Linked DNA regions of Homo sapiens: region 2 is linked to region 1. A link is a contact called in ENCODE Hi-C data. All regions are on one chromosome and are shown on one strand. Each heading gives the region's core, a stretch centred on a gene start or an enhancer-like site at or near the end of the contact. The rest is flanking DNA. Distances are from core to core; before and after follow the strand shown. Region 1 holds the start of AGAP1 (ArfGAP with GTPase domain, ankyrin repeat and PH domain 1). Region 2 overlaps AGAP1 (ArfGAP with GTPase domain, ankyrin repeat and PH domain 1).

What was found. A loop is a pair of places that touch in the nucleus more often than their neighbours do. Pooled maps may share reads with other maps.
Region 2: a pooled map shows a loop between it and region 1 (2.3-fold over the local background). The contact joins the enhancer-like site here to the promoter of AGAP1 in region 1. A Hi-C loop is called at or near these places in 1 of 50 pooled maps.

What each region holds. Positions count from the first base shown.
Region 1 is chr2:235,492,576-235,495,633 of GRCh38, reverse strand. It overlaps AGAP1 (ArfGAP with GTPase domain, ankyrin repeat and PH domain 1), which reads right to left and starts at 1,591. Exons shown (of 18, transcript NM_001037131.3): 1 at 785-1,591. The coding sequence starts at 947. RefSeq lists an enhancer at 1-337.
Region 2 is chr2:235,613,778-235,616,835 of GRCh38, reverse strand. All of the region lies in intron 1 of AGAP1 (ArfGAP with GTPase domain, ankyrin repeat and PH domain 1), which reads right to left. Among named protein-coding and RNA genes, the nearest start is that of TNRC17, 97 kb to the right of the region's middle. Within about 2 kb of position 1,460, at least 15 of the 41 ENCODE cell types and tissues checked have a DNase peak (open chromatin) inside an H3K27ac peak, as active enhancers do.

The sequences.
Region 1 (3,058 bases), core at 342-2,841:
CCCTGCCTGACATGCAGAGGGAAGCGGGTGGGGATTCTGCCCAAGCATCCTGCCCCTCTTAAAACCACAGCACCCTCCACTTCAGTGGCCTCCAACTGCAGACATATGAAAGCGAGACCCTTCCGCTGGAGGACGCCCTGCCCTCCTGGTAGGGTTCTTCCTCTAATCCAACCCCGGACTTTTGGTTGGTACAAAGCACACTACCGGTTCCAGCGTTTGCACAGGGGCACCTGGACACGATGCTCCCGCGGCTAGGGCTGGCTCTCGGCATCCACTAAGTTCAACTGCACCCCTGAATTAAGCAAACACACTAAGGAGGGCAGCCCTGCACCGCCCAAACACGCCGGCCCGGGCCTCGCCCCCAGCGGCAGCACTTCTCAGAACACGTCTTCAACGTCCAGCAAGACGCCCAGGCCTGGCCTGGTAACCTGTCAGGGGTCGGGTGGCGCCGACCCCGCCGGCTGCCCCCAGGCGTCTGCTGGGCCGGGACGCTCCGGCAGCCCAGGACGCGGAGGCACCGAGCCACTTTCCCGCAGGAGAGACTCTATTGTCCACGATCAAATTAACGCTGACGATCTATCTTCCTGGCGGAGCTCGCGGCGCGGCGGGGCGCAGGCGACGCTCGCCCGGCCTTGCAAGACAAGCAGCGCCGCAGTGCTCCCTCGGCGGAGCAGCCGCGTGCCCCGGCCGGCGTGTGTGGACACCCGCACGCACACAGCGCACACCCCCGCCGCGCCGCGGGCGTCCGTGCCTTCCCGAGGCCCCAAGGCGGCCCGGCCCTCACCTTCGATGGCGATGACGTGCTCCCGGATCTGGTTCTGCAGCACCGGCTCCTCCACGCGCTCCAGCAGCTCGTAGATGGAGTAGATGTTGGGGTGGACCGACTCGAAGCGCTGGATCTCGGCCCGGATGGCAGCCGAGTTGGCCAGCTGCTGCTGGTAGTTCATGGTGCAGGCGCCGCGCCCGGAGCCGCGCGCCCCCCGCCGCCGCCGCCCCGCGCCCCGGGGCCCGCGGGCCGCCGAGCCCGGGGCGCCGCAGCCCCCGGGGAGCCGGGCCCGCCGGCGGCGGGCGGAGGAGGCGCGAGAAGAAAGGCGCGGGCGGAGCAGGCGCGGGGCTGGCCCGCGGGCTCAGTTCATGGCCGGGACGCGCGGCCGGCGAGCGAGCGGGCCCCGGCGTCCCGGGTCAGCGGGCCGCCCGGGGGGAGCGCGCCCCCATGGAGCGCGCCGCGGCGGGTGCGGCCGGCCCCGAAGGAGGCTTGCTCGGGTGACTTCCTGAGCCGCAGCCGCCTTCCAGCCCTAGGCGCTGCTCCGCGGAGCAGCCATTAAAGCCCAGGCAGCCGCCGCGCTCCGAGCGCCGGGGCCGAGGGCCGACCCCTGGGCAGTGTGGCCGCGCTGCTCTGGGCTCCTGGCCGTGGCGTGGGTCCGCGCGCTGCGTACTGCGCCGCCCGGCGCGCCGGGGCCCCCGCGCGAGCCCGCCGTGCGCCGCCCGCCGACCTGGGACCGAGTCGCAGGCGCCTTGCAAGCCGCGGAGCCCGCTCCGAGCGCCGCCCGCCGCCTGCCCGGCCGGCCCCCTCCCTGGCACGCAGGGCTCCGGCCCACGTCGGCCCCGCCCCCGCCTTCGCCCTCGCCCGCGCCCGCGCCCGCGCCCCGCCTGCCCGCGCGCTTGCCGCCCTCCGGCCGCCGGCGCTGCGTCCTCCTCGGCGCTTCCCAGCGCGCCGGATCCCGGGGAATTGCGCCAGGCCCCGCCCCGCGCCTGCCTCTGGGCTTCCTGGGACTTGTAGTCCGCGCCCCCGGCGGGCCGGGCCAGGGGGGTGCGCGGGGTGTTCACACTGGGCCGGGGTGCGGGACCCTCCCGCCGGCCAGGCCCCGCGCCTGCCAGCTCCTGCCCGGGTTCTCGCGGCGGCCCCCGCGCCCCGGCACGGGGGAGGCTGCCCGGGAGTTCGCCCGCCGCGTTGTTGTTTGTTTCCAAGCGGCTGGCTCCAGGAGCCTCTGCGACTCGCCAGTGTCCCACGGCCTCGCTTGGTTGGCGAGCCTCCCCTTCCCGCGTTTGGTAACTTTCTGCCTCCTTTCTCAAAGTAGCACACGTGCTTTCCCTTAATACATGCGATTTCTTTCCAAAGGCGAAGCGCCTCCTGAGCCCATGCGGCGTGGGGGTCCACACTCCACGAGTGGACTGAAGTTTAGACAGGGGTGCGAGATGCGACAAAATACCACAGAGGCTTTCGAGGCATCCTTCTCCCTTACAATTTTTAAAAATCGAGCCGTGGATCTCAAGCTGCTGCCTCCTGAGCGCCGCTGCCTGCTCCACGGGGTTCCTTAGCCCCTGGACCGTCTGTCCCACCGCAATCCCCGATTTAGGTCATCCCCGGGGACCCCCCGCGGAGCTGGGACCGCACTGCAGCAGCGCTTGGAAGGCTCGTCTCGCCGCTTTGAGGCAAATGGGACCCTTCAGATTTGCGGAAGCACTGGCTGCCGGGCGGTCCCACAAGGTCCTGGATTGAGGACACTGGCTGAGTCCCTGCCCCCAGCCATCGGCGTGGTCTTTCTGAAACTCAGCCAGCCGGGCCGGCATCCCCGTTTAAAGCCTGCTGAGCCTTCACCGGCTCACATGCAGTTTGCTATGGCCTAAGCACCCTGGTATCCAGCCGTGTTGGCTTACTGGCTGGGCTCCACAACTTCCCAAAGATGTGCTGACATTTTTACCATTCCGGACCTGCTTGTCTTCTCCTTGACACTTAGGCACAGGTCATCACTCCATGCCTCGGGCTGTCCACGCATAAGTAACTCTAGTAACCAAGAGGCAGGCATGTGGCCTCACCAAACCTGACCTATCAGCAGCAGCTGATCACTTGCGCTCCTGGAAACCCCTTCTCCCAGTGCTCACCAGGGCTTCCTGCTGTGTTTCTGGCTTCACTGTCCCTTTTGTGGTTTTCTTCTACTCCCCTAACCTCTAAATATGGAGGGCCCCAGGGCTTATGGTTAGGCCTCTTTTCTTTGCTATTTGCTGTGATCGCCCCTGTCTTATGGCTTTGAATATCATACACAGGTTAATGAAGCTC
Region 2 (3,058 bases), core at 211-2,710, 120 kb before region 1:
TAAGTGTTAGGCTACAAAATGATTTTTAAAATCATACGTTCAGAATTTTGTTTTCACTATTTGTTTTTAAATCTGTTCAGGACAGAAACATTTATTAAGGGTCTACTCTGTGCTAGGCACCAAGCGTTTTCAAGTTGAACACAACTGGGCAGAATGAAACCACAGGTGGGGCAGGAAGCCAGAAACCTATGAAGTTTTCTATACCCACAAATGTGTTTTATTTAACGAGTTTAATCAATCTAGGGTTAAAAGAAGATAGGCAGAAATGAAATTGCCAGGTCAGAGGTCAAATACATTGTTAGGGTTTTTATTACTGTTTGACAAATTTCTCTCCAGATGGCTATCTCAATTTACATTTTTCCCACTAAAATGTAAAAGGGGAACTATTTTCCATCACCTTCACCAACACTGGGCCTTTGTTTTTAACACTGAACTTAACCAGATGAAAAGAAAGAGGTCACCTTTTTTTTTTTTTTGAGATGGAGTCTCACTCTGTCACCAGGCTGGAGTAGAGTGGCGCACTCTTGGCTCACTGCAACCTCCGCCTCCTGGGTTCAAGTGATTCTCCTGCCTCAGCCTCCCCAGTAGCTGGGACTACAGGTGCACGTCACCACACCCAGCTAATTTCTGTATTTTTAGTAGAGATAGGGTTTCACCATGTTGGCCAGGATGGTCTTGATCTCTTCACCTTGTGATATGCCTGCCTCTACCTCCCAAAGTGCTAGGATTACAGGCTTGAGCCACTGCATCCGGCCCAGAAGTCACCTGTCATTTTAATTGTTACTCTTTAATCAACAAAGCCAAATATATTTATATCTTAATTGCTCCTTTGTTTCTTCTTTTATGAATTTTGTGTCCATTTCCTTTAGTTAGGAAATATTTTTCTTATTGTTTTATAAGAACTCTTTACATATAGAAGACAATGCTCTATATGTAATACATATTTTTGTTGGTCTTTTAATTTTGCTACAAGTGTTTGTGCTGTTCAGAAGGTGTTCTGTTGTTCAGATGCTGTCAAAGTAATCCCCTTTCATTTATTTTCTGCCCTTGAAGTTCATCCCCAAGAATATAGGAACACTCAAAAATTCATTTTTTGAGGAAAGGATTCTGTCTTTGGAATGGCTATGAGCATAAAGAGAAAAAACAATAATTTGACCTAGTTTCACAATAACCCAGCTCCCCAAGAGGCAAAATGCATAGCTATCCTGTGAAGTCAGGGGAGCAGAGGAAAGCTGACCCCACTTCCTTAAAATACTTTCTCTTGGCATTAAAAAATAGGTTGCAATGGCTCAGAGATGAGAATCATGCCAAATGTGCATTTGATCCATGCTTACGGATAAATTTAGGCAAGATTTAATAAATTCTCTGCCTACAAACAGTAGAGAGATAATGCTTTGAAAAAAAATAGCTCAGGCTGTGAGTAAAGAATGGGATCATTCCAACTTTTGGTCATATGAGATCACTCCAATTGTAACAATACTGGCAAGCTCCTCAGTGGGACCCATTAGAAGGCAGTGCGAGGCAGAGCAGGGAGGATGGATGCTGTAGTCACATGCCCTTTGAAGTCTGGTTCTGACTCCCAACCATGTGACCCTGGACAACCCAACCGAGGGTGGGGACGTCCCTGGACCGTGCAAGCTGGCTGGCAGTGGAAGTGACAACACCCACCTCTGTGGGTTGTCATAGCAATCAAATGAAGGAGCAGAGGCTGCTCATTCCCTGCGCGGAGGAGTCAGGCGTACTTGCACTCTTCATGGAAGGGGCTGTAATCATTTGCATTTTATTAGAAATTTTAAAAAACCACACCGCCAGGAAAACCACTCACCTTGAACAGCCTCCTTTATTTGAGCGCACCACACACAGGCAGAAGTTTACTTGGACTTTGACTATTTTCAAGTCGGCCCCAGTGAACCAAATTTGTTGTAAAATATCACATACGGCATTGGGCCCTGAGTAGAGAAAACATCTCAGCTAAACCATTAATTTAATAGCCACAGAATCAAACTGATTCCCTAGGAGGCCAAGAAAACAGGAAAAGACAGCACCCTCTTGGTACCCAACGCTGTGTTCTATTTCCCACAAAAGAATTCACGGTGAATACTGAGTTAGCCAGTCTCGTATCTTCCCTAAGCGTGTGGAAAAAGGGCCCTGCCCCTGAGCCTGGCACACCCCAAACCACAAGCCAATCTGCAACGGGGGTAGAGAGCCAACCCACACTCCTGCAGGCCTGGGTGCTCCAGATGGAAGTGAAACTGCTAACAGATTTTACACCAGACAGCATTCAATGACTTTCCACTGCTCACGGGCTAAAGAGCAAAGCCCCCACCCCTCGCCATGTTTCTCCTTGCCTTTTCTCTCCCTTGAGCTACAACTGCCTTCTTCCCTCCCCAAATACATCCAGCCCATCACAGGCCGTTTGCTGCTGCTCCTCTGGGATGACACACACTCCTATGCCATCTGAGACCTGAAGCAAGAGCAGCGGCTCCCTAGAAAACTCCCACTCGCCAGCAGCCCTTTCCGGATCCCACTTTTGTTATACACGCTCCAGCACCAGCCACCTCCCCGCTTTAAGTGACGCTGGCCACACTGCTAACTGTATGATTATGGGGTGACTCTGGCCAATGTCACCATCCCTTCTAGACTCCAAGGACCCCCTGAGGCCAAAGACCTTGCCTGTTTCTGCTCACCAGCACCAGTAGGGTATCTAGCACATTCGCAGATGTACAATCAATATTTGGTGAATCAATATATGAACAGATACCACGCAAGAAAACTTAGTGCTTTTGAGTATTTGGCCAAAACACACAAAAGGGGGAAAAAAAAAAAACCATACCAAAGATTCTGAATTCTGACTCATGCACAATATTCCCATTAACAAAGGGTTCTTGCAGACTACCACTAGCCAGGTGTCACCTAAGTCCCCTACACAGCAGATGGACAAGGCCACCCTGCGGGCCACACGGCGCCACTATATGCTAATTCACTGTTAATTACAGCCTCTCCTCGAACTGCAGGAGGAGCCTCATTCTACAGGGAGGCCCGCGCCAATTAGGCACAT